Regions from separate parts of the Homo sapiens genome. Here region 1 is linked to region 2. Evidence: read pairs that join two places in POLR2A ChIA-PET (ENCODE). Cell type or tissue: HepG2. All regions are shown on one strand. Each heading gives the region's core, and the rest is flanking DNA. Links, peaks and the distances in the headings are about the cores only.

Region 1 (4,392 bases), core at 65-4,064, 66 kb after region 2:
GAGAATGGCGTGAACCCGGGAAGCGGAGCTTGCAGTGAGCCGAGATTGCGCCACTGCAGTCCGCAGTCCGGCCTGGGCGACAGAGCGAGACTCCGTCTCAAAAAAAAAAAAAAAGAACAGGAACAACAATATTAAATTTTAAGCGGTTTGTATTGCAATCGTATAACCCCTCCAAGGCCCTAAACATTCAGGAATAGTCCACAATGCCCAAAGCCTGTATCACTTTTCTGAGAATGATTTGGGGTGGTTCCCATGGGTAAGAGAGGGATATTACACAGAGAATGAAGATACATGACCTGTAAGTGCAAGTATTTCGGCAGAACAGACTAGGCAAAAATAGTGACCGACAGTAATGTGACACCACCTTTCTCCCAACAAAACAAAATAAGCAAAAGGAAACACTTCCAAAAAGATTAAAAAGGACACTGGGTCTTCCACATGTGAGTTCTCCAATTCACATTTAATGGCTGGCAAATGACTAACAATTGATTCTGGAGGGAAAAAAGAAAAGTTCTCATTCATAGTGTTTGCCAATTCCTGTGGTGTAGATACTCCTGCTATGGCAGATGTCTAGCTACCAGCATGACATCAACAGGCTTGCAAAACTCCTGAAAATTAAAAAATTCGCTCTGATGTGCTAGTAGGAGCTGACTCCAGCAATAACACTGGCTCGGGGAGTCCACAGCTGATGTCTAGGTTAAAGGCAGTTTCCACGGATCAAGCCTTTGCTTAGGTTTTGCCAAGACAAGGTTTTATCCAGAGTTGTAGTAGTTTTTGGAGACTATGCGGTCCCTATAGGAGACTAAGGTAGGCACAGGGTTAAAAAAAGGCGTAGAGCTAGTCACCATCCATCAGGTAACTATCGTTTGATCAAAGTACATAGAACTAAAAGGAAGCACTGCGATGGAGGAATCTAAGGCCCAGAGTGCGTGATTGCTACTCAAGGTCACTCTGAATTAGTAGCAGATCTGGAACCAGAGTTTTGACAGCCTCCCTCCTTTCTCTCTGTGCCTCGAAGTCTCATCCTCTTAGGCAAAGGCACGGCATGAATTTGGCTTATAACCGGGCAGGGGCACACATAGACAGTTCTGGCTAAATTTGTACATTTTGCTAGTTTACAATTTGCAGGATTTCTGCCTCTCTCTGTATGAAGAGGAGCTCTGCCAGGGATTGGTGTGAGCTTAAGAAAGCTAGCCAGAAACCCAGCTGACAGGAAGATAAGACCAACTGGGGTGGCCAACAGTGAAGGAATGAGCAGACAGGTTTCTACAAGACAACATACAAGGATGTGGGGCTGATGGGATATTACAGACTGGGAAAGGCTCCCCCACACTCTCATGCTAATTAGCAGGAAATAGAAGGGCAGAAGAGGGAGGTCCTTTGATTTTCTTAATAAAGCTGCAAACACAAAAAATACAAAATGTACCAGGCAATGCATCTCTTTTGCTGAAAATGAGATCAAATTAGGTACCCTAATTATTTTTCAAATGATTTCTGACCTGGTTATATTACACAAAACAGGACAGAGTGATTCAAACCTGCTGTCAATACAGAGTTAAGGAAAGAAAAATGCCAGCGATTCTGCAGCTGTCCAGCTGTAATCCTGGAGGAGTAGCTTTCATGGCGACTCTGATGCACAGAAACAAGCCAAACTGCCAGAGCAGGAGTTAAACCAAATAAACCTGAAGGATATCAGTTTATTAGGAGGAGGGTCTTAAAATAGCAGCCAGGAATGCATGGGTTTCCCTGGACAACTCGGATTACATGCCTTAATCCTGCCTTTAGTAACACAATGCACTAAAAGGTTCTGTTCAATCTAGTTTCTCTCTGAACTGCAGTACAGCTTAGGGAAGTCAGTCTGTAAGCAAACACACTGGTTGAGCAAGATGTATACATACAGTAATGTTCCTCAGAGGGGTTAGCTGGGTGTAAAGAGAAATAAGGCACAGTCTGGGTCTCTTGGAAATTTACACCAGGGTTAGAAGAAGAAACATGCCTATAAGGACATGGTCCCAAGGGTAAGGGTTTCCAGTTACACTAAAGGACGGTCTTCATGACAATGAGTATTCGACATGAACTCTAAAGAATGCATTCCTTCATTTAATGCATCTCTGTTTTGTGCCAGTTATGGGGACACAAAGATCAACAGTGACCAGTCTCATGGGGCTGGGTAAGGGGCGTCAGGCATTCTAAAATATTACCTTGAAACAAATTTTATTTTCTGTTTCATTTATTTAACATTTTCGTAATCAGCAGCACAGACATTAAAGTCCAAATGTGTTTAAGTGGAATGTAAACATTTGCTCAAAGCTGTGGGTGTTTGAAAGCAAAGAGGACTTTTGCAAGAGATATAGAAACATACAAGAATCACTTTTTTGCTCTTATTCTGCAAATGAAGCAGCAAAGTGTCCTAGAGTCCAGATGTAAATTCCATTTCCATTTTTTCTATTTCAAAAACATTGGCCCTAGCTCATCTTGTCTTTGGCAGTTCACTAAACTTTATTTAATGAGATAAAGTTGAAGAACTACTACCAAACACAGACATTCTGCTTAAAAATTAGAATGTAAGCACCAAAAGATTAAGTCAGGATGTAACCTAGTAGAAATTCAATGATGAAATGCCTGCAATCCATCATTTTTGCCAGTTAGAATCGCTAGAGTGGCTGCAGATGTTACCACTTGTGCTCTCAAAGGTTGAGGGCTGCCTTTTGCTAACAGATGCTGAAACCTACTAGAATTTAGGTGGCCCAGAACTTCATCACCACAGAGCTCTCTCAGGTTTCCCCATGTCCACAAATAAACCGATCACTGGATCAAGATGCGCTCTCCCTTTCGCTGTAAGTCAACCAAGTTATTAGCAAAGCTCCTTGGACAGAAGTTTGGAGTCTTTCCGCCTTTGCTGCAGCTCTGTCCCCCACCAAGAAATTGATTTCTGCCCTGACTGGCTTGGGTAGGCATTCTAGGTCATCCACTGTCTGAGGTCAATTTGGAACTGATGAAGAATTCTTAGAGTGAGGTGACAGGATAAAACACCAAAGAGATTCAGAAAGCCTGGGTTCTGATCCCATTTTGGCCACCGTCCTCTCAATTCTTTCAACAAGGATTTATTGAACATGACAGGCATGCTCCCTGCCCTCACAAAACTTGGAGTCTAGCACCAATTTGCTGGGTAGAATTGAGAGAGTCATTTTGCCTACTTCATTCAGACACCTACACACATATACACACTCAACTTCCCTCTATCATGCCATGTCCCCTTTTACCATCTAGACTTTGGACACGCTGTTCTGTCTAGAATACGCTTTCCTTATTGTATATAGCTAATGCACCTTTCAGCTTAGACCTCACTTCTTCCAGGATATCTTCCTGACTCCTCCAAGATTGGATTGGATGCTCCTTCCAGACATAAATGTCCTATAGACACTTATCACAGGATATTACAAGTGTCTGTTTCTGTGCTACGTGTCCTGTCCCTATTCCAAGCACAGCATCTGGCACATGCTGGGATTTCAGGCACCATATAGCCAACAGAGTTGGCTACAGTTCACTTCCAGCTCACAAATATTTGCTAAGCCCTGTCCTTGCCCTAAATGAAATCAAGACCAAAAAAAAAAAAAAAAAAATGTGCTTGCAAAATGATGATACTGTAAAAGCCAGTGAGACAGGGATTAAGCATTACCTTACACTTAAGGGCATTTTGGGGGAGAAGTGATCATTGTCCTCATAAAAATGAGTTCAAATTATCATGATATTTTTACATGTGGTGTTTGGTTATTTTTTAATTTTATTTTGTTTCGGAGACAGAGTCTCGCTCTGTCACCCAGGCTGGAGTGCAGTGGCACTATCTCGGCTCACTGCAACCTCCGCCTCTCAGGTTCAAGCAATTCTTCTGCCTCAGCCTCCCGAGTAGCTGGGATTACAGGCACATACCACCACGCCTGGCTAATTTTTTGTATTTAGTAGACATGGAGTTTCACCACGTAGCCCAGGCTGGTCTTGGACTCCTGAGCTCAGGCAATCAGCCTGCCTCGGCCTCCCAAAGTGCTAGGATTACAGGCATAAGCCACCGCGCCTGGCTAGTTATGTTTTTTTCTTAACATGCTGATATGTCAGAAAACAAACTCCAGGGCGCCTCTGATTTACAGTGTCCCTATACAGTTTTTCAAGAACTTCATACTCTTCCTTTAAGCTCCAATTCTATATGAACTCTCCTTGCCTACCTTCTCCCAGTCCCTAAGCTTCCACTTTCTTCTCTGAATTTCCATGACTCTGACTGCCTGGACCACTCATCTGGCATTGGCTGGTTTTGTTCATAGTTGCACCTCCAGCAATTTGTACAGCATTTAACATAAAAGAGGGGCTCAATGATTAGTGAATTTAGTAAAAACTAGC
Region 2 (4,392 bases), core at 292-4,291:
TTTTGGCAGAGGGGAGGGGAAAGGCAAAGCTAAATCAGGATCTTCTGCCTTCTCAAACTGTAGGAAGAAATGAAAGTCAGGGAGGTGAATGCAACTAGTCTGACAATGATCTAGTTTCAAGACTGCAAGTCTATTTCACTTATCGTGCGCATGTAGAGGGAGGGCAGGCAGAGTGATAAGGAAAATGGGGAACTTACCTCTTCTTTTAGAGATATGTAAACACATGTTCAACTGTTTTTTAAACAACAATATTCTTTGAAATAAATTCTGTTGTATGTCTCTCCTTGGGAGACGGCACAGCACCAGAGACAGAGCTGTGGTTAGAGCCAGCCTCACACTCAAGAAATTAATTTAAAATGTTTCTAAATTATTATCCACCAATTACAATGATTTACAAACAGCTCTGTATATATTTTTAAATAACTCCTGTATTATACAGTCAATGAAAAATATACAAATTTGGGTTTGCTGGACCAAAATTTGTATAGGAATTGGCTATTGTATACATCAATATAGACTGCCTTAACAAAGTGAAGGCCTTAAGAAAGCATAATTTACAGATGAAGCAGCCACGGGTGTGTTTATCTGAAACACTGGCTTTTGCCCAGAAGTGTTAAAAAAGCTTGTGTTTCTGAAGGTTCAGGGAGCCAGAGGACTGATGGCCTCATCCTCCACTTGAGGAGCTTTTATAAGAGGCTCACACTGGGTGAAGAAGAAATGACTTGTCTGAGGTCACAAGCAAAGGAACCAGCTGATCCAAGAACTCAATCTCAGAACACCCATGCCACACTTTCCTTCTCCTTGGAGAGATAAATAATTAGTGCTGGAGCCTAATGAGGTGCTGGTAACATCCTAATGTCTTCTGAGTGGACTCTTGCCTCAGTTGCTAAGCTACTGAACCATCTCCCCATTACCCTCCCGAGTTCTGCCATGATAGGTGGGTGGAGGCGGCTCTCCGCATCCACCTTCTTAAGCTTCCCCAGAGACCCCTGGATGGAAAGAGTCAGAGCCTCTGCTAAAGGGACAAGGTGTCTGTGGGGTGTTTTTCTTGCTTCCCTGGGGTGGCCCATGAGCATCAGGGTTAAGGAACATGACTGTTGTTAGACCCAAGTTGTTCAAATGCCTTCTCTGCCCCTTGCTGGCTGAAGGACCTAGTATACATCATTGTTAGTAAGCACTAATGGTACTAAATGCTCACTGGGTACTGTGTTAAGTGCTTCACATAAATCATGGCATTCAACCTTCAAAATAATCTTATCAAGTGTTATTGTCATCTCTATTGTTCAGATGAGGAAAACAGAGCTGTGGTTAAGATCCCAGCGCAGGCAGGTGAGTTCAAATCCCAACTGTCGCATTTCAGCGCAATTTCTTCTAGTTTAAGTTCCCTCATAGGATTGTGGCAGGTTAAATGAGACAGTGCATATGTTTAGAAAGCCCAGTGCCTGGCATATAGGGAGCACTTCCTAATCATTAGCTGCTTACAGGAGTGGCAAGACCTAGTTCCTGCTCTGGTGAAGCTCAAAACCTACTAGGGACTAAGACATGCAAATAGCTCTACTGCTACATAAAAGTGGTATAACAGATGAATGCATGACTGGCTTTGAGAACACACGGGAGAAAGCGTCGCAGAGGAGTGCTGTTTAAGTTGGCCCTAAAGGGTGCGGAGGAGTTTGCCAGCCAAAAGAGGATCCATCTAGACACATGGATAACCTATGCAAAAGCAGAGAGAAATGGCAGAGGGGAAGGTATGTTCAGAGAAGGGTAAGTAGTTCACTATTGTTAGAACACTGGGATCACAGCTAGGAACTGGGCTGCATGGGACCTGGGGGATGGTTTTGAACATCTTGGATGCCAGGCCTCTGCCTGTAAGATGGGGGATACATGAAGGTACTAATGAGTAACAGGCTCTGGCTTCTGTTTCAAAGAGAACGTCGACTTTTCGATTCTTCCAACATTCTGTATTCAATTTTTGGTGGGCATTTTCTCATCAGTACTTTCTTCTACAGATTTTTCAGAACACACCATTTCCTAGTCCTGTCTGAGTCATCCCAGACCTCTGGGAGCTGGCCAGACTTGAAGGGTAGTCCTCACCATCCCTCCAGTCAAGACAGACCTGTGAAGGCAACATGCCTTTTACAAAAGGAACTTTCTCTACAGAATAGGTTGGTAACTGACACTAGCTATGAAAAAGCTGTGGAATCTAACAGGACCTGCTAGAACAAATACTCCAGACTTCAAGTCTAACATTTAGTAAACAGATTTCTTCCCTTTCTTTAAATGTAATGATGCAACAATGTGGAACCAAGTGAAACTGGCTTTGTGAGTCACCTTCAGAAGCGGCGAAAGGTGGCTTCTCATTTCCAAAGTTCACAGTTCAACATGGCCTGCATAAGTAATACAAACTGACTGCCACTAATCTCACCAGAAATCACCTCTGTCAAGAACTGTGTGAGGAGAGAGGGGACAGAGAAGGAAAGAAATACGTACCGACTTGCTCTAGTCGAGTGCATTTCTAATAGAGCATGACATAAAAAAAAAAAAAAAAAAAAAACCTCTCAGATGCAAGAAATGAAAGAACAAACAGAAAACAAATCAATCCTACATAATTACTTTTCTTCGAAGACACGTCAGCCTGTCTCTATTTTTTGGACACACTTTTGGTTGAAACGTGGACACAGAAACATGGAATAATTACAAATGTGTGTGTAATATTCCTTGCCAATAACAATATAAATATCTGGACGTATATATCAACACATACTTTGTTGCATTAGATTGAAAAAACTAATGGGGGCTGACGAAAAGCCCTTGTTGTTGAGCAATGTCATCAACATCCAGATCCCCAAACATCATATGCTTTCACAGGCCCCTCTACTCAGTTATAATACAGTGTGACATTCATTCTCTGAGTTTATTAGGATGCAAATCGAGTTTCTGGACAGACCTGGAAAAGAATCCCTTTAGTTTAGGGCCTCTGAGAAGACAGATGAATCAACTTCACTCCGGGTCGTAGGAGGATGCACCGGCCAGCGAGTCTAACAAAGCTGCCTGCATCCTTTTGAAAAAAAAACTGACCTTGCTGGGTGTGGTGGCTCACGCCTGTAGTCCCAGCACTTTGGGAGGCTGAGGTGGGTGGATCACCAGAGGTCAGGAGCTTGAGACCTGCCTGGCTAACATAGTGAAACCCCGTTTCTACTAAAAAAAACCAAAAAAAACAAAAAAAAACAAAATGAGCTGGGCGTGGTGGCAGGCGCCTGTAATCCCAGCTACTCGGGAGACTGAAGCAGGAGAATTGCTTGAACCCGGGAGGCAGAGGTTGCAGTGAGCCGAGACTGTGCCATTGCACTCCAGCCTGGGCAACCGGAGTGAAACCCTGTCTCAAAAAAAAAAAAAAAAAAAAAAAGAAAAAAGTTGACCTCTCTGAAAAGAAAAGCAGTGGCCACATTGGCTCAAGGAAGAAGAGAATGCTCTGAAATGCAAAAATATGACTGGAAAAAAAAAGGGCTTAATTTCTCAGTGCGAATTATAAAACTGCAGCACTAAAATTTAGTGAATACTTAAAATTTTGCTAAGGAAACACATGGAAACCACTTTGTCCTCAATGAGTTTTTAGGCATAAATGTTCAGGCAAACGTGGCATATTTATCAAAACCTTTGTCCCCCACGACAAGTTCAGAGACATGTTGCAGTGACTCTAATATCCTACTCACAGCATATTCTTACATATTTTAGAATCAAATAAAGGTGAAATTCAAGCGAAGAACACAGTATTGCCTCTTCCTGATTATGGGTCACCCCAAACTGACACAAGATGAAACAAAACCAACAACAACCTTTGGAGAGAAAGCCCAAGGTGACAATGCCTTTCTCAGTTGGGGTTCCCTGTGGTAACAGGACTTTAACCATAAATAAGACAGACTGCACAATCCACACAGTTAAGAAACAAGAGGATGTGAGGTGGAAGAGGGGTAAGAAATGTAATCTTTCATTTTTATGACTTAGTGGGCAATTCTTCGGACAGACCCACACATCTTTGGCCTTCATGCCTTTGGGGGAATGCTTCCAACAACCGCTGACAGAGGCCAGTGGGAAATGTGACTTAGAGAATCCAACCAGTTTCCTACCTTTCTGCTTGATGCAAAATTGGGGCACCCTTTATGCGATTTCCTACTGTCCTCCAGGACTGTCAGCTCTTCAGGATGTCACCAAGTTGATAGCGACTTGTTCTTTTTAGGAGGATTTGGGAGTTCAATGTACATCGTGAGTAAAATCTTCCCTTATGTCACTCAAGCCTGGAACAGTCTCCTGTGGCCACAACACACACCACCTTGGTTCAGAGCATAGGATGACGTGACCATGGCATATAGACTGCACTGCTGCAAAGTTTCTTCA

What was found. ChIA-PET counts read pairs that join two places held together with the same protein. Peaks named below come from ENCODE experiments on the same cell type or tissue, not always from the same donor. Only the 100,000 strongest peaks of a DNase experiment are listed, where the experiment ranks them.
Region 1: POLR2A ChIA-PET joins it to region 2 with 9 read pairs; 2 of 35 experiments call an interaction of 5 or more read pairs at or near these places.

The regions. Positions count from the first base shown.
Region 1 is chr11:19,910,263-19,914,654 of GRCh38, reverse strand. All of the region lies in intron 6 of NAV2 (neuron navigator 2), which reads right to left. Among named protein-coding and RNA genes, the nearest start is that of NAV2-AS3, 69 kb to the left of the region's middle. In HepG2, for the core only: no CTCF peak of the experiment used is centred there; DNase peaks (open chromatin) are centred at 914, 1,874, 2,264 and 3,544; H3K4me3 peaks cover 1,762 bases.
Region 2 is chr11:19,976,810-19,981,201 of GRCh38, reverse strand. All of the region lies in intron 10 of NAV2 (neuron navigator 2), which reads right to left. NAV2-AS3 (NAV2 antisense RNA 3) reads left to right here. Exons shown (of 2, transcript NR_174949.1): 2 at 2,007-2,503. Among named protein-coding and RNA genes, the nearest start is that of NAV2-AS3, 2.4 kb to the left of the region's middle. RefSeq lists a silencer at 1,925-2,219 and an enhancer at 1,522-2,721. In HepG2, for the core only: no CTCF peak of the experiment used is centred there; a DNase peak (open chromatin) is centred at 2,271; H3K4me3 peaks cover 2,586 bases.